2 separate regions of the Homo sapiens genome follow, and region 1 is linked to region 2. Evidence: read pairs that join two places in POLR2A ChIA-PET (ENCODE). Cell type or tissue: B cell. All regions are shown on one strand. Links, peaks and the distances in the headings refer to the core of each region. The heading gives the core; the rest is flanking DNA.

Region 1 (8,664 bases), core at 289-8,288, 210 kb before region 2:
CACTTCTCTACCACAGTCTGTCTTCCTCAGTGGCTATCAGCCCAAGACTCTGCTGCCTGACAGGGAGGTAATGCTGGGAAGTAACCCCAGGGAAGAAAGAGGGCAGCTGGAGGAAGGACCCCACTCAGGATAGTCCCCGGAGATTATTGGCTGTTGAGGAACAGAAAGTCTGATTGGGGGCTGATTTGTTGGCCAGGCCCAGTGGCTCACTTCTGTAATCCCAGCACTTTGGGAGGATTGCTTGAGGCCAGAAGTTCAAAACCAGCCTGGGCAACGTAGGGAGACCTCATCTCTACAAAAAAAGAAAAAGAAAAAAATTGTTTTTAATTAGCCAGGTGTGGTGGCGTGCACCTGTAGTCCAGGCTACTGGGGAGGCTAAGGTGGGAGGATAGCTTGAGCCCAGGAGTTTGAGGCTGCCGTGAGCGATGATGGCACTAACACATTCCAGCCTGGGTAACATAGCAAGATCTTGTCTCAAAAAATAAATAAAAAAATAAACAAAAGTCCGAGACAACCATGGGGGGAGGTGGAGCGGTCACTGAAGTTTTTCTAAAATGGGAAGGGTAAGAGAAGTCAGTGAGATGAGGATCTGGGGCCTGAGCTTCTCCCCTCTGGTGAGGGCCCACAACAGACACCTGGGAGGCATGGATACACCAGATGGCTAGAAGACTTGGATTCATTTGATTGATTCCTCAGATTCCTCCACCTACAGAAATCAGTCCCCCCAGCTGTGGCCACTATCATATTGGGGCAGGAGATTGCTCTGCAGCACAAGGAATATGATGGCAAAGGACTATACCTGAGGTCCTGCTCCCACCCAGAGCTTGTAGAGGACGTGGAAGATGAGCATCAGGATGGTGAGAACCTGGGCAGGCCAGCCTAGGGGGCAGGAGGGCTGGGAATGCACAGCCTGATGGGTACCCGAGCCCTGATCCCTGATTCTAGGCTCCACAAGCTTGACCTAGGTGATTGAGAACCCCGTAAGCACTGAAGTCCACCTACTGGACCACATGGGAGGCCCCTTTAGGGATCACAAGGCCACGGAGAGCTCCCTGATGGCAACAATGACAACATTGCAGCCTGTTGAGGGCACCAGGCCACCATCTCCCTGGGGCTGTCTCTTGGCAAGCTCCCATCTCCCAGCCCTCCAATTCTTTCAGGCCAGTACATCAGCAACAGGTGGAAGGAGAGGCCCTGAACAGCCTCAAGTCCAAGGTCCACATTGGACAGGCGAGGAACCAGGGAGACTCAGAGGCGGTTGGGACCCCCTCCAGCTTGGCACCACACACTGGCTCCATGCCTCCTCCTTCACTCCTCTGCCACACCACCCCACTCCAGGTATTTCTCTGTCCTCCAAAGACAGTGAGTCTCAAGTGGTGTCCAGCTGGTGGCTGGGGGGCTGAGCTGGCAAAGCCCAAGGAGTTCAGAGAGGGAGAGTGGAAGCAACCCCAACTCCTCAAGCCAGAACAAGCACAGCCTGGCACACTGAGCCTGGGCAGAGGCAAGGGGATGCATACACTGGCCAGGGAGGTAGAGGAGCTGAGTGGGGAGGTTCTAGGGGATCCAGAGTCACATGGACAAGATCTCATGCCTGCTACGAGAAAGCCATGAACTCAAACTCTTCTCTCCAGATGAAACCCTGGGACTTCAATGGACTCAAGAAAAGGAAAGCAAACAATGGAAAATGGGGCTGGTTGGGGGCGGAGTGGGGGCAACCTTCCCTTCATGACCACCCTATGAATAGAAATAAAGAGCAGAAGAGCAAGAGTCTGGGAGCTGTGAATCGGGTGCTCAGGCTGGGCCTGCTCAGTCGTTGAGGAGAGGGGAGGAGGAAGGGGAGTTCACACACAGGAACCATGAATATGACGGCAAAACGAAGAAAGCTGGGAGCAGTCCGGGGTACTGGACTCCACAGGAGCAGGCCCAAGCTGTAGCAGGATGACAATGACTGATGCAATTAATATAGTGAACCAGCTGGGCACAGTGGCTCACGCCTGTAATCCTAGCACTTTGGGAGGCCGAGGTGGGTGGATCACCTGAGGTCAGGAGGTCGAGACAAGTCTGACCAACAAGGTGAAACCCCGTCCCTACTGAAAATACAAAAAGTTAGCCGGGCATGATGGCAGGAGCCTGTAGTCCCAGCTACTCGGGAGGCTGAGACAGGAGAATTGCTTGAACCCAGGAGGCGGAGGTTGTAGTGAGCCGACATCGCGCCACTGCACTGCAGCCTGGGCGATGGAGGGAGACTCCGTCTCATAAATAAATAAATTTAGTGAACCATGAATTTACTGCTATCACCTTCTTCACTTCGTACAGCCCTGGAGGAAGGGGTTATCATTCCCATCTTCCAGATGAGAAAACTGAGGAATCAGAGAGCTCGTCCAGGGGCACATAACCTCTAAGTGACAGAGCCAGGATTTGAACCTAGATCTGCCAGGCCCCCAAGATAACCACGAAGAGAGAAAGAAACAGAGGCTAGAGCCCCAGGAGGAAGGAGCTGGCAGATCGTCTCTGAGGGTGGGGCTGTGGCTTCTCTGATCTCAGGCCCCCATCCTCCGCCCAGGCCCCGCCCCTGCCCCTCCCAGCACTGCCTGGAAGTGTGGGGTGAGAGCTCCTCCTAGGACACCCCTTTCCCCTTGGGGAAAGAATTGTGCCCCCAGGCCCTTCCCCGCGGAGGTCCCTCTCCTCCTTCCCCCTCATCTCCCCTTCCTGGGACAGAAAGTGCCTCCACCTGCATCCCCAGGGGCCCGGCCTCCAGGGCCCGCTGGCCCCACAGCAGGCAAGCTGAGATGACGGTCAAGCTGGATTTCGAGGAGTGTCTCAAGGACTCACCCCGTTTCCGGTAAGTGTGAACTGGTCTGGGGGGCTAAGGAGGGGAAAGTCTAACACCCCCAGCACACACACACCTTTCCCCAGGCCAGGTCTCCTTCCAGGGAGCAGGCCTCTAAGAGGCAGGAGCGAGCCTGTGGGCCAAAGTGGTACCCCAGCTGTGAAAGCAGGGTACTCCAATGCTCTCTGCCCCTGCATGCTCCTCCTGGCCTCTGCAGTTTCCCTCACCCCTAGAGCTGGCATTCCCTCTGGCCTCTCAGTGGGACCCCTGCCCCTCCCCCAGCACCTGCTCTGGGGCGGTTAGCAACTTCCTGCCCTGGCCACATCCACCCTCCTTCTACCCTTCCTGCTCTGGCCTGGGCTGTGGTAGCTCCCAGACTGCAGAGCGGGCAGAGCACAAGTAGGTGGGTGGGGGGCGAGCCTCTCAACTCTGCAGCTTTCTCCTCCGTACCCACCGCCCTGCGACTCCATCCCGCCTGATGAGGCAGACAGACCAGATGGACCCAAGCTCTCTTCCCATGACCCCCTCTTTCCCAGAGCCTCTATTGAGCTGGTGGAAGCCGAAGTGTCAGAATTGGAGACCCGTCTGGAAAAGGTGACCCTGACATGGAGAGGTGACCCAGGAGTGGATTAGGTTGAGAGGGGTAGGGCCAGGGAGAAAGCTGGAGACACAGAATGCATCCCAGGGATTATTGAATACTGTGTAGGGGAGATATTTTGGAGACTGCAGAGAAGCAAAAAAGGTGGTTCTGTACCGACAAGAAGCTCAGGATCTTGGAAAACAAGACTTACTTTTGGGCCAGGCATGGTAGCTCATGCCTGTAATCCCAGCACTTTGGGAGGCCAAGGTGAATGGATCACCTGAGGTCAGGAGTTCTAGACCAGCCTGGCTAACATGGCGAAACCCCATCTCTACTAAAAATGCAAAAATCATCCAGGCTTAGTGGCACCCATCTGTAGCTCCAGCTACTCAAGAGGCTGAGGCAGAGGAATCACTTGAACCTGGGAGGCGGAGGTTGCAGTGAGCCAAGATCGCACCACTGCACTCCAGGCTAGGCGACAGAGCGAGACTCTGTGTCAAAAAAAAAAAGACTTAATTTTGGACTTCCTTGTTCTGCTCTTGAGCTCCTGCATTGTGCCAGGCCCTGGGCATTCAGGGAGGACAAGATCATTTCTGCTCCCACGGAGCCCAAAGGCTGACTAGAAGACAAACCAGTGAAACGTTTCAATTCAAGACAGTAAGGTGTCCCCTGAGCACTCTATCAAACAGCATGTTCACACAAATACACACTCAAATGCTCTCTCATTCCCCTTACTTCGCTTTACTTTTCTCTGCAACATTTACCTCTGACACATTATGTATTTGCTTGCTATATATTAGTTCTCTATTGCTGTGTAACAAATTGTCACAAATTTAGTGGGCAACATTGTTTTATGGGCAACATGGTGAGACCTCATCTCTACAAATAATAATTTTATTTTTATTTTTATTTATTTGAGATGGAGTCTCGCTCTGTCACCCAGGCTGGAGTGCAGTGGTGCGATCTCGGCTTACTGGAACCTCCACCTCCCAGGTTCAAGTGATTCTCCTACCTCAGCCTCCCAAGTAGCTGGGATTACAGGTGTGCACCACCACACCTGGATAATTTTTTTTCTTTTTGTATTTTTAGTAAAGACAGGGTCTCACCATGTTGGCTAAGCTGGTCTTGAACTCCTGACCTCAAATGATCTACCTGCCGCAGCCTCCCAAAGTGCTGGCATTACAGGCTTAAGCCACCGCACCCGGCCTACAAATAATAATTTTAAACAATGGACTGGATGGAGTGGCCACAGCTGTGATCCCAGATGCTTCAATACTGGGCTCAAGTGATCCTCCCTCCTCAACCTCCCCAGTAGCTGTGCTACAGGCACATGCCACCACGCCTGGCTTTTTTAAATTTAAATTTATTTTTTGTAGAGATGGGGTCTCCCTATGTTACCTAGGCTGGTCTGGAACTCCTGGCCTCAAGTAATCCTCCCACCTCAGCCTCCCAAAGTGCTGGAATTACAGGTGTGAGCCACCACACCTGGCCTGAATTTTTTATTTTGAGTAAATTATTGACTCAGGAGACTAGTGAGGAGAGGTCTCATGTACCCATCACCCAGCTTCCCCCAGTGGTGACATCTTATACAATACTAGTACATTATTAAAACCAGGACATTAATAGTGTCACATTACAATTAACAATAAACTCGGCCAGGTGTGGTGGCTCACGCCTGTAATCCCAGCACTTTGGGAGGCCAAGGTGGGCGGATCACGAGGTCAGGAGATCGAAACCATCCTGGCTAACACTGTGAAACCCCGTCTCTACTAAAAATACAAAAAATTATTCGGGTGTGGCGGCAGGCGCCTGTAGTCCCAGCTACTCAGGAGGCTGAGGCAGGAGAATGGCGCGAACCCGGGAGGTGGAGCTTGCAGTGAGTGGAGGTCGTGCCACTGCACTCCAGCCTGGGCGACAGAGTGAGACTGTCTCAATAAACAAAAACAAACAAACAAAAAACCCCAATAAACTCTAGCCAAGCTCAGTGGCTCACGCCTGTAATCCCAGCACTTTGGTAGGCTGCGGCAGGTGGATCACGAGGTCAGGACTTCGAGAACAGCCTGACCAACATGATGAAACCCCCATCTCTACTAAAAATACAAAAATTAGCCAGGCGTGGTGGCACGCACCTGTAATCCCAGCTACTCAGGAGGCTGAGGCAGGAGAATTGCTTGAACCCAGGAGGCGGAGGTTGCAGTGAGCCGAGATCACGCCACCACACTCCAGCCTGCGGAGGTCGCAATGAGCCGAGATCGTGCCACTGCACTCCGGCGTGGGCGACAGACCAAGACTCTGTCTCTAAATAAATAAATAAACTCTATAGATCCTACTTTGATTTTACATTTTGCATATACTCTTTTTTGGTGTTTTTGTGTATAATTCTATGGTACTTTATCACGTGTATGGATTCCTTTAACCATCACCACACACCAATGGACACAAGGAATTCCTTTACAGTGGTACCCGACACCCTTCCCACACTTCTTTAATCTGTGGTAACCGCTGATTTGTTCTCCATCTCTCTACTTTTGTCATTTCCAGAATGTTCCATATATAGAATCATACACTATGTGACCCTTTGAGATTTGGCTTCCCCCTCCCCCCTCACTCAGAATAATGCTGCTGCCGGGTGTGGTCGCTCATGCCTGTCATCCCAACTACTCAGGAGGTCAAGGTAGGAGGGTTGCTTGAGGCCAGAAGCTCGAGACCAGCCTGGGCAACATAGCAAGACCCTTGTCTCTAAATAATGTTCTGTTTTGTTTTTAAATTAGCCAGGCATGGTGGTGTGTGCCTGTAGTCTCAGCTACTCAGGAAGCTAAGATTGGAGGATCCCTTGAACCCAGGAGTTCAAGGCTGCAGTGAGCTATGATCCCACCACTGCACTCCAGCCTGGGCGACAGAGACCTCAACTCTAAAAATAATCATAATTTTTTAAAAGATGAATGCTCTTGAAGTTTATCCAAGTTGTTGCACATATCAACAGTTTGTTCCTTTTTATTGCTGAGTACTGTTCTATTGAACAGATGTCCCAGTCTGTCACTAGTCCAGTGTTATGAAAGTTTCTTACTCATCTAAGGGGGAGGGGCTGAGATGGTAAGGAAAAAAACTAGACACAGAGTCCTCAGATTCACACAGTGATTTGTGAACATCCTTGTACCTTGTCACAGACAACCCATGGTGATGTCTGATAAGATTTGATCTCGGTCAGGCCAGGTGCAGTGGCTCATGCCTGTAATCCCAGCACTTCGGGAGGCCGAAGCAGGTGGATCACCTGAAGTCAGGAGTTCGAGACCAGCCTGGTCAACATGGTGAAACCCCGTCTCTACTAAAAATACAAAAAATTAGCTGGGCGTGGTGGCGGGCACCTGTAATCCCAGCTACTCTGGAGGCTGAGGCAGGAGGATCGCTTGAACCTGGGAGGTGGAGGTTGTGGTGAGCCAAGATCATGCCATTGCACTCCAGCTTGGGCAACGGAGCAAAACTCCGTCTCAAAAATAGAAAAATAAAAAGAGATGGGGTTTCACTATGTTGGTCAGGCTGATATCCAACTCCTGACCTCAGGTGATCCACCCACCTCAGCCTCCCAAAGTGTTGAGATTACAGGTCTGAGCCACCTTGCCTGGCCTATCAAGTCTCTTTGTCAGTCAAAAGAGCCAGATAGGATGGGCCCCAGGAGTACCCCGGCATTTCCTCTTGGCCCTGACCCGTGGTCTAGATGATGGATTAATATTTATGAGGGAACGTGCAGTGAGCACAGAATGGGACAACTCCTAGCAGTAAATACTATAGATTTTATTTATTTATTTATTTTTCGAGACAGAGTCTCGGTCTGTCACCCAGGCTGGAGTGCAGTAGCGCCATCTCGGCTCACTGCAGCCTTGACCTCCCGGATTCAGGCAGTCCTCCTGCCTTAGCCCCCCAGGTAACTGGGATTATAGGCACTTGGTGCCATCTCAGCTCACTACAGCCTCAGCCTCCCGGGTTCAAGCAGTCCTCCTGCCTTAGCCTCCCAAGTAGCTGGGATTACAGGCATGTGCCACCATGCCTGGCTAATTTTTGAATTTTTAGTAGAGATGAGGTTTCACCATGTTGCCCAGGCTGCTCTTGAATTCCTGAGCTCAAGCGACTGGCCCGCCTTGGCCTCCCAAAGGGTTGGGATTACAGGTGTGAGCCACCACGCCCGGCCAATACTGTAGAATTTAATAGCAACCAGGTAGAGCATCCAGACCATGCAGGAATCTCCACGGAGCTCTGGATCTAAGCAGGTAGGCAGGGCAGGAAGAGATATGTGCGAGTGGACAGGGAAAGATGTTTTGGAGGTAAGGCTGACAGAGGTGTTGGCGACAGGCTGAGAGGAATGGGCAGGAATTGGGTTTCAGGCCCAAGGCAGTGGGAGCAAAGACGCAGCGATAAGAACACAGCAGGTATGTGTTAGATACAGGGAGAGCTGGATGAGCCTGGAGGGCAGTGAGGCCAGGCAGGAATAGGGGAGCGCCGCCCTGGGCAAGGGGAGAGGAAGTGGGGCAGGTGTGGGGGCATCACCAGGTGTGAGGATGATGGCACAGCTCCCTGTTACCCTCCTTCTTTCCCAGCTCCTGAAACTGGGCACTGGTCTCCTGGAAAGTGGGCGCCATTACCTTGCTGCCAGCCGCGCCTTCGTTGTCGGCATTTGTGACCTGGCCCGCCTGGGTCCACCAGAGCCCATGATGGCGGTATGCGGAGGGTCTGCATCTGGGAGGGAAGGGGTCTGGGATGAGGAGGTGATGCTGTGGAAGAGGAGGGCTGGCCTGGGGTCTGCAGGTTCCAGGCCACAGCAGGGCTGGGCTGCTGTCCATGACAGCCGTAGCAGGCTGGGTCTCGAGTCGGGAGGGTGCTGCCACCCCATGCCTGGTACTCTTTCTGTGCCTCTTCTTGCCTAGGAGTGTCTGGAAAAATTCACCGTGAGCCTGAACCACAAGCTGGACAGCCATGCGGTAAGTAGGGGAAGGTAAGGATTGTCGGGGTGGTGGCCAGGTCACCTGTGGTCCTGACCCCAGTCTACCAACTTCTCCTTCCCTCAGGAGCTTCTAGATGCCACCCAACACACACTGCAGCAGCAGATCCAGACCCTGGTCAAGGAGTGAGATGGGGCCGGGCGCAGTGGCTCATGCCTGTAATCCCAACACTTTGGAAGGCCAAGGCGGGAGGATTGCTTGAGCCCAGGAGTTGGACACCAACCTAGCCAACATGGCGAAACTGTCTCCACAAAAAATAC
Region 2 (8,664 bases), core at 193-8,192:
AAGCTGGATATCCAAAAAGAAAAACAAAAAAGAAAATGACAAAGCCTTTTTTTCCTTTAGTATCTTGGTTGAAAATGTGAAAAGTAAGAAAAGTGTAAAAAGGCAGGAATAAAAAATATTAGCAGATTTCCTTTCAGTATTTTTCCTGCATGTTTCCCAAGTTACTTCCTATCAGTGTCCTAAAAAATGCAAGTTAATTTTAACTTTGGCCGCAAACCAAGAACAAAAAGGTTAAGTGTATTGAATTAATTTTTCAAGCCAAAGTTAAAGGATCTGAGGATGATCTGCTGTCTCCAAGGCTCCAGTCCCTGTTTTTTTCCTTTAGCAGGTGTGATCACACGCTGGCTGAGATGAGTAATGACTTTCCCTCTCCTCAGCACGCTTGCTGCTGTACAATTTTTTTCTTTTTACAAATTAAAATGCTGCATTCACCTGATAATAAAAATCAAGTAGAGGCTGGGTGCAGTGGCTCACGCCTGTAATCCCAGCACTTTGGGAAGCTGAGGCGGGTGAATCACCTGAGGTTGGGAGTTCGACACCAGCCTGACCAACATGGTGAAACCCCGTCTCTTCCAAAAATACAAAAATTAGCCTGGCATGGTGGTGGGTGCCTGTAATCCCAGCTACTCAGGAGGCTGAGACAGGAGAATCGCTTGAACCCGGGAGGCAGAGGTTGCAGTGGGCTGAGATCACACCATTGCGCTCCAGCCTGAGTGATGAGAGTGAAACTCCATCTTAAAAAAAAATAGGCCGGGCGCGGTGGCTTATGCCTGTAATCCCAGCACTTTGGGAGGCCAGGGCGGGTGGATCACGAGATCAAGAGTTTGAGACCAGCCTGGCCAACATGGTGAAACCCTGTCTCTACTAAAAATGCAAAAATTAGCCAGGCATGGTGGTGCACGCCTGTAATCCCAGCTACTTAGGAGGCTGAGGCAGGAGAATCACTTGAACCTGGGAGGGAGAGGTTGCAGTGAGCCAAGATTGTGCCACTGTACTCCAGCCTGGGTGACAGAGCGAGACTCCGTCTCAAAAAAAAAAAAAAAAAAAAAAAAAAAAGTGAAAATTGTGGGCATTTGCAGTCTTTGCTGCCATTAAGTCTTCTGGATTTTTCTACAGGTTGACTCTAAAAGTTGAAATCCAGTCAAAGATATTTACATTATTATGGCCACATGAACGTTGTTTACCCTCAGGCCAAACAATGGGCTGGAATTACACTTGCTTCTCCACACACTCCATCCCATAATCCATGTGTCACTCAAAGGACAATGTGGCAAGCAAGCACTAAGGCCCTAAATTGATACTGTATCAATTAAATACAATTATGTTGTGTTATAGCTTGTGTTTCATTTATTTTATTTTATTTTTTATTTTTATTTTTCTGAGAGATGAACTCTCACTCTGTCGCCCAGGCTGGAGTGCAGTGGCACAATCTCGCCTCACTGCGACCTCTGCCTCCCAGGTTCAAGTGATTCTCCTGCCTCAGCCTCTCGAGTAGCTGGGATTACAGGCGTGCGCCACCATGCCCGGCTAATTTTTGTATTTTTAGTAGAGACAGGGTTTCACCATGTTGGCCAGGCTGGTCTCAAACTCTTGATCTCGTGATCCACCTGCCTTGGCCTCCCAAAGTGCTGGGATTACAGGCATGAGCCACTGCGCCCGGCCTATTTATTTTATTTCAAGCAGTTCTCCTGCCTCAGCTTCCCAAGTAGCTGGAACTTCAGGCGTGCACCACCATGCCCAGCTAATTTTTGTATTTTTTAGTAGAGATGGTGTTTCACTACATGTTGGCCAGGCTGGTCTCGAACTCCTGACCTCAGGTGATCCACCCACCTTGGCCTCCCAAAGTGCTGGGATTACAGGCATGAGCCACTGTGCCCGGCCTATTTATTTTATTTTTTATAGAGACAGGGTCTCACTCTGCTGCCGAGGCTTCGGTTCAATGGGGTGATCATAGCTCACTGCAACCTCAAACTCCTGGGATCAAGTGATCCTCCTGACTTAGCCTCCACAGTAGCTGGGACTACAGGAGCATGCCATCGCACCTGGATAATTTTTCTTGTATTTTTTGTAGAGATGGAAAGGGGTTCTCACTATTTTGCCCAGGCTGGTCTTGAACTCCTGGCCTCAAGAGATCCTCTCGTCTCAACCTCTCAAAGCTCTAGGGTTACAGGCGTGAGCCATGATGCCCTGCCCGTATTTATTTATTTTTATTTTATTATTTATTTATTATCTTTTTTTTTTTTTGAGACAGGGTCTTCCTCTGCAGCCCAAGCTGGAGTTCAGTGCCCAGATCATAGCTCATGGCAACCTGGAATTCCTGGGCTCAAGCGATCCTCCTGCCTCAGTTTCCCCAGTAGCTGGGACTACAGGTGCACACCATGATGCCCAGCCTGTTTTGTTGCTTTTTTTTTTTTTTTTTTTTTTTTTTTTGAGATGGAGTCTTGCTCTGTCGCCCAGGCTGGAGTGCAGTCATGCGATCTCGGCTCATTGCAACCTCCACCTCCCGGGTTCAAGCAATTCTCTGCCTCAGCCTCCCGAGTAGCTGAGATTACAGGTGCCCGCCACCGTGCCCAGCTAATTTTTGTTTTTTTAGTAGAGACAGGGTTTCACCATCTTGGCCAGGCTAGTCTTGAACTCCTGACCTTGTGATCCACCGACCTTGGCCTCCCAAAGTGCTGGGATTACAGGCGTGAGCCACCACAACTGGCCCCAGCTGTTTCTTATTTACATTGTGATTTCAGTTTTGAAAATTTTCTGGAGATTCTAACTGCTTTTCTTTCTTTGCATACTCTTTTTTTTTTTTTTTTTTTTGACAGGGTCTTACTCTGTTGCTCGTGTTGGAATGCAGTGGTGTGATCACAGCTCACTGCAGCCTCAACCTCCCAGGCTCAGGTGATCCTCCCATCTCAACCTCCTGAGTAGCTGGGACTACAGGCATGCACCACCATGCCCAGCTCTATGGATGCTTTTTCTTGACTCTCTTTAAGTATATTAGGTAGTACTCTTTGTATCCTGAATTATCTCTGTTTCCTCCAATGTCAAATTTTGTTTGTTAATTTTGGTCTTTCTTTCTTTTTTTTTTTTTTTGAGATAGGGTCTTGCTGTGTTGCCCAGGCTGGAGTGTGGTGGCGTGATCTCAGCTCTCTGCAACCTCTGTCTCCTGGGTTCAAGCAATTCTCTGCCTCAGCTTCCCGAGTAGCTGGGAACTACAGGCGCCTGCCACCACGTCCGGCTAATTTTTTTGTATTTTTATTAGAGACAGGGTTTCACCATCTTGGCCAGGCAGGTCTCGATCTCCTGACCTCGTGATCCACCCGCCTCAGCCTCCCAAAGTGCTGCGATTACAGGCGTGAACCATCGCGCCCAGCCAATTTTGGTCCTTCCTTCCTTCCTTCCTTCCTTCCTTCCTTCCTTCCTTCCTTCCCTCCTTCCCTCCCTCCCTCCCTCCCTCCTTTCTTTCTTTCTTCCTTTCTTTCTTTCTTTTTGAGACAAGGTCTGTTGCCCAGGCTGGAGTGTAGTGGTGCAATCACAGCTCACTGCAGCCTCAAACTCCTGGGCTCAAACAATCCTCCTACCTCGGCCTCCTGAGTAGCTGGGACTACAGGCGTGGGCTAATTTTTTAAAACTTTTCTGTAGAGATGGGGTCTTGCTCTTGCCCAGGCTGATCTTGAACTCCTGGCCCCCAGCCTTGGCCTTCTGGGATTACAGGCGTAAGCCACCTGCCGGACCAATTTTGGTGTTTCTTTTGCATGCTGCTGGTCCTCCTCAGATGCTTGGCAATCATTGGTAATGATGGGCTTCAGAACGTGCTACCGGCACAGTGAGTGTTTTAAGCTGAAGGAATTTGAGAAAACCGCAGAAGCCGAAGGATCTTTCTTACCTTCTCCTGCCCTTCTTCCCTGAACCAGGTCATACAACCTGGAACTCCCTGCCCTTTTCCTGAAGAAGCAAATAACAGCCTCCTGCGAGAGGCGCCCTCCCTGCACCTGGGGGAAAGGAGGGTCCTTATCTCTGAAGACACAGGGACACAGAAGAATCTGAACCAACAGGCCTTCCTGAGTTCCCCACCTCCCCGCAGGAGGTGCCCGCACACGCATAGCCCCGTCGCTCCCGCGGCCGCACGCAACGGACCTCGCCCTGGTGGTGCACGCCCGGGCTGGGCGCTCAGAGGTCGGGTGGGCGCCCACTCCGTTCGCTGCGCGCACAGCGCCCGGCGAGAGGCTCGGAGTTTGATCACACACAGCGTCCGGCTTCCTGTCCCCAGCGCCCCCTCCCGCCCCGTTTCCCTTGCCCCTCCCTCTCCCCGGCCCGATCCGCCCGCCGGCTCCCCCTCCCCCGATCCCTCGGGTCCCGGGATGGGGGGGCGGTGAGGCAGGCACAGCCCCCCGCCCCCATGGCCGCCCGTCGGAGCCAGAGGCGGAGGGGGCGCCGGGGGGAGCCGGGCACCGCCCTGCTGGTCCCGCTCGCGCTGGGCCTGGGCCTGGCGCTGGCCTGCCTCGGCCTCCTGCTGGCCGTGGTCAGTTTGGGGAGCCGGGCATCGCTGTCCGCCCAGGTGAGGCCCCGCTGCGCACCCCTTCTTGGGCACATCAGGAGCTGAGACTGCAGAGGGGCCGCTGGGGGCCGCGTGGGCTGAAGGCAAGGGGAAGGGAGGATGGGTGGAGGGTGAGATGTCAGGTGGAGCGGCACAGGGTGACGCTCCCTCCTTCCCAGCAGGAGCCTGCCCAGGAGGAGCTGGTGGCAGAGGAGGACCAGGACCCGTCGGTGAGTGGGCGTGGGCGCGGTCTGCAGGCTGCTGGGGCATGGGAAGTGTGCACAGCCGAGGCTGCAGGTGTGTGCAGCTGTGCCAGCCGTACTCGAGGTGTGTGCAGGGTGTGTGTGAACACAGTGCGTGCATGGGTGCGTGTCTGCAGGGGTGTGTGTGCGTGGTGACAACTCTGTGTGAGGGGTTTGTGCTGGGGTTGTGCCACCTGAGTCTGAGGTGTTTATTGGCTGGGGGTGACGTGGTTGTATAAGATATGTGAGTCTGCGTGGAAGAGGGGTGCGGTTGTGTACAGGGTGTGTATCCTCTGTGCGTGGTGACTGGGTGCGGGCATGTGTGCAATGTGCCAATTGAATGCAGGGTCTGCGTTGGTTGTGTGTGTGGGTGGGAAAGTGTAGCTGGTCTAGAGGAAAGGGTGAGGACTGGGGCCTGACTCCCAGCTTCACCTTTGCCCGGGGCCCCAGCTGTAGTTGGCTGAGGGGCTTAATCTGTCCCTGACTTCTGTGTCTATTGCTGGCTGGTGGCTCTCCTGACAGGCCCCGTATGTCTCACTTTATATCTCTGGGAGTCTGTGGTTGAACCCTGCCCTAATTCCCCTAGGAACTGAATCCCCAGACAGAAGAAAGCCAGGATCCTGCGCCTTTCCTGAACCGACTAGTTCGGCCTCGCAGAAGTGGTGAGCATCCCTCTATCCCAACCTCAGGAAGCGGGCAGAGCAAAAACCATTATCCACAGGGAGAAACTGAGGCACGGAGGGTGAAAGGAGTTCAGAGTCATGCAGCTAACCAGCCAAGACTCAAACCTAGGGATTCTCGCCCTCCTCTGAAGCTCCTTCTGTCATATGGATGTGCTCCTTCAGACCCTACCCCAAACAGGAAGGCAGGGTGGCCATGAGTTAGAAGAACTACTGGGATCCTGATGGAGACTAGGCCTGGCAGTCAGAGGCCTGGGCCCCGGTAGGCAAAGAGACTTAGGAATGGGATGATGGGGTGGCCGGATGACCACGTGTCCAAGTCGGCATGCAGTTGTCCTGGCCCCCACCTGTTATCTCGGTGTGATTAATAGCAGCTTCCCGTTTTGCTCTCAGCAGTATCCCAGTGTGGATGACAAATTATAGTCACTCTACTTACTGAGGAAGATGAGGCCTGAGATTCTAAGGCCAGGAGTCTGGACAAGAATAAGGATGCCAGGGTTCCTGAGAGGGGAATGGGGCTGGGAGAGTTGCTCTGGGACCCCCACTAGGGCCCGCTTTGCTCATCTGTCTTTCCTTGATCCTCAGCACCTAAAGGCCGGAAAACACGGGCTCGAAGAGCGATCGCAGCCCATTATGAAGGTGGGTGATGGGTGAGCCATACCCAGGAGGAGAGGGGCAGGTGGCAGAGGGTCAGGGCAGGTCTCACCAGCCTTTTCCTGTACTTTACAGTTCATCCACGACCTGGACAGGACGGAGCGCAGGCAGGTGAGACCCCATCCCCCGACACAGCACTGGCCTCCTGGGAAAAGGGCCCTTGAAAACCTTTGACCTCCCACTCCCTTCCCGGCCATCAGTCTCAGAACCACAGAAGCCAGTTCATGAAGGTCTTGGTTCTCTCTGTGACCCAGGCGTGGGACCCCATGAAAGACCCCTACTCTTCCCCAGAACTCTGCCCAGTTCCCCCAGCAAATCACTGTCCCAGCTCTCTCCTTCAGCCCTCATTCTTCTCCAAGAAGCACTTTTCATTCTTTTTTCTTCTGTCTCCTCCATATTCCACGTTCTGATGATCTTTTTCTCTAAATGCTGCTAGTGTCTGCTCATCTTTTCCATTTCTACCCCACCCTCTACCTCAGCACCGTGACCTCAGAACCTCAAATCCAGCCTCTTGCTGCTTCCCCACTCCACACCCTCCCTACCCCTCCACTCCATCTGACCTGTGCTGCCATGCTGAGCCCCTAAACTTCACTTTTCTTGTGGTATTGGCTCTCTACATGGCTTCCAGTCTCTTCGTGGTCTGGTCTCAACCTAATTTCCCTGCACTCTTATGCTGTCTTCATGTTTGCTGCGCTGACACCCCTGCTCCCGGTGTGCCTCTTCTGGACTTTGCACATACCATCCCCCTCACCAGAATGTCTTTCCACTGTGAGAGGCAGGGAGGCATGAGGAGTGCTCAGCCGAGGGGTTCACAGCAGAGATGGTGAGAAGTGGATGGGTTCAGCCTGTGTCCTGAAGATATTACTGACTTATGGGTTGGAGGTGAAGAATAAAAGAAAGGGAGGAATCACAGATGACTTCTAGATTTTTTATTTTTTTTAAGACAGTCTCGCTCTGTCACCCAGGCTGGAGTGCAGTGGTGCAATCTCGGCTTACTGCAACCTCTGCCTCCCAGGTTCAAGAGATTCCCGTCTCAGCCTTCCAAGTAGCTGGGATTACAGGCGTGTGCCACCACGCCTGGCTAATTTTTGTATTTTTAGTAGAGATGGGGTTTTGCCATGTTTTCCAGGCTGGTCTCAAACTCTTGACCTCCAGTGATCTGCCCGCCTCGGCCTACCAAAGTGCTGGGATTACAGGCATGAGCCACTGCACCCAGCCAGCTTCTAGATTTTTAACTTGGGTATCTCTGGGAAGAATGATGCCATTTCCTAAGAAGGGATTGACCAAGGAATAAATAGGTTGGGAAGTATGTAAGATAATTATTAACGTTGAGAAGTCTAAAATAAACAAGCGGATAAATGACAATAAAGTAAATTCCAGAAATGGATGGCTGGACATTGTCGACTAGCTTAGGCTAGGTCAGGACGGATAAAGCCAGGAGTCATGGCCATATGGATGGCTTTTTTTTTTTTTTTTTTGAGACAGAGTCTCGCTCTGTCACCCAGGCTGGAGTGCAGTGGTTCGATCTTGGCTCACTGCAACATCTGCCTCCTGGGTCCAAGCGATTCTCCTGTCTCAGCCTCCCAAGTAGCTGAGATTATAGGCGGGTGCCACCACACCCAGCTCATTTTTGTATTTTTTAGTAGAGACAGGGTTTCACCGTGTTGGCCAGGCTGGTCTTGAACTCCTGATCTCAGGTGATCCGCCAGCCTCAGCCTCCCAAAGTGCTGGGATTACAGGTGTGAGCCCTTGTGCCCGGCCTATCGATGGCATTTAAAGCCACAGGATTGGGTGAGACGCCAGGAGAAAGAAGGGCCCCACGAATGAAGCCCTGAGACTCTTGGGCATCTTGAAGTGGAGCTGAGGGGAAAACCAGCAGAGACTGAAAAGAAGCTGGAGAGAGAGGAAGAAACCCAGGGAGGGTGGCATCCTGGATTCGGAGAAACCACTGTTTCAAGGAGGATGTGGCTGTCTGTGTTGAATGCAGCTGAGAGATCACATGAAATGAGAACAGAGAAATGATGGCTGGGTTTGGTAACGTGAAAGTCCTGCTGACCTTAAAGAGGGTGGTTTCAGTGGCATAGTTAGAACAGGAAGGCAGTGTGCATTGGGTTGAGAAGAAAATGAGAAATAAGGAACTGGAGGCAGGGACAACCTTTTTTTTTTTTTTTTTTTTTTTTTTTTTTTTTTTTTTTGTGACAGAGTTTCACTCTTGTCACCCAGGCTGGATCCAGTGCAATGGCACGATCTCGGCTGACCGTAACCTCCACCTCCCGGGTTCAAGCAATTCTCCTGCCTCAGCCTCCCCAGTAGCTGAGATTACAGGCATGCGCCACCACGCCTGGCTAATTTTGTATTTTTAGTAGAGACAGGGTTTCTCCATGTTGGTCAGGCTGGTCTCAAACTCCCGACCTCAGGTGTTCCACCCGCTTCGGCCTCCCAAAGTGCTGGGATTACAAGCATGAGCCACTGCACCCGGCCTAGGACAACCCTTTTTAGAAGTTTCTCTGTAACAAGGAGCAGAGAAATAGGCCAGTAGGTGGAGGGGTGTGTGGAC

Evidence for each region. ChIA-PET counts read pairs that join two places held together with the same protein. Peaks named below come from ENCODE experiments on the same cell type or tissue, not always from the same donor. Only the 100,000 strongest peaks of a DNase experiment are listed, where the experiment ranks them.
Region 1: POLR2A ChIA-PET joins it to region 2 with 13 read pairs; 9 of 35 experiments call an interaction of 5 or more read pairs at or near these places.

The regions. Positions count from the first base shown.
Region 1 is chr17:7,333,946-7,342,609 of GRCh38, forward strand. ACAP1 (ArfGAP with coiled-coil, ankyrin repeat and PH domains 1) reads left to right here and starts at 2,584. Exons shown (of 22, transcript NM_014716.4): 1 at 2,584-2,842; 2 at 3,367-3,424; 3 at 8,003-8,122; 4 at 8,330-8,383; 5 at 8,471-8,529. The coding sequence starts at 2,790. RefSeq lists enhancers at 2,027-2,788, 2,789-3,550 and a silencer at 2,446-2,655. In B cell, for the core only: no CTCF peak of the experiment used is centred there; DNase peaks (open chromatin) are centred at 2,546 and 3,046; H3K4me3 peaks cover 2,360 bases; H3K27ac peaks cover 3,299 bases.
Region 2 is chr17:7,544,761-7,553,424 of GRCh38, forward strand. It overlaps TNFSF12-TNFSF13 (TNFSF12-TNFSF13 readthrough), which reads left to right and starts at 4,298. Exons shown (of 11, transcript NM_172089.4): 1 at 4,298-4,552; 2 at 4,714-4,761; 3 at 5,360-5,435; 4 at 6,039-6,092; 5 at 6,183-6,218. The coding sequence starts at 4,394. It overlaps TNFSF12 (TNF superfamily member 12), which reads left to right and starts at 4,298. Exons shown (of 7, transcript NM_003809.3): 1 at 4,298-4,552; 2 at 4,714-4,761; 3 at 5,360-5,435; 4 at 6,039-6,092; 5 at 6,183-6,218. The coding sequence starts at 4,394. RefSeq lists silencers at 4,193-4,382, 4,413-4,492. In B cell, for the core only: no CTCF peak of the experiment used is centred there; DNase peaks (open chromatin) are centred at 4,081, 4,781 and 8,131; H3K4me3 peaks cover 2,362 bases; H3K27ac peaks cover 4,749 bases.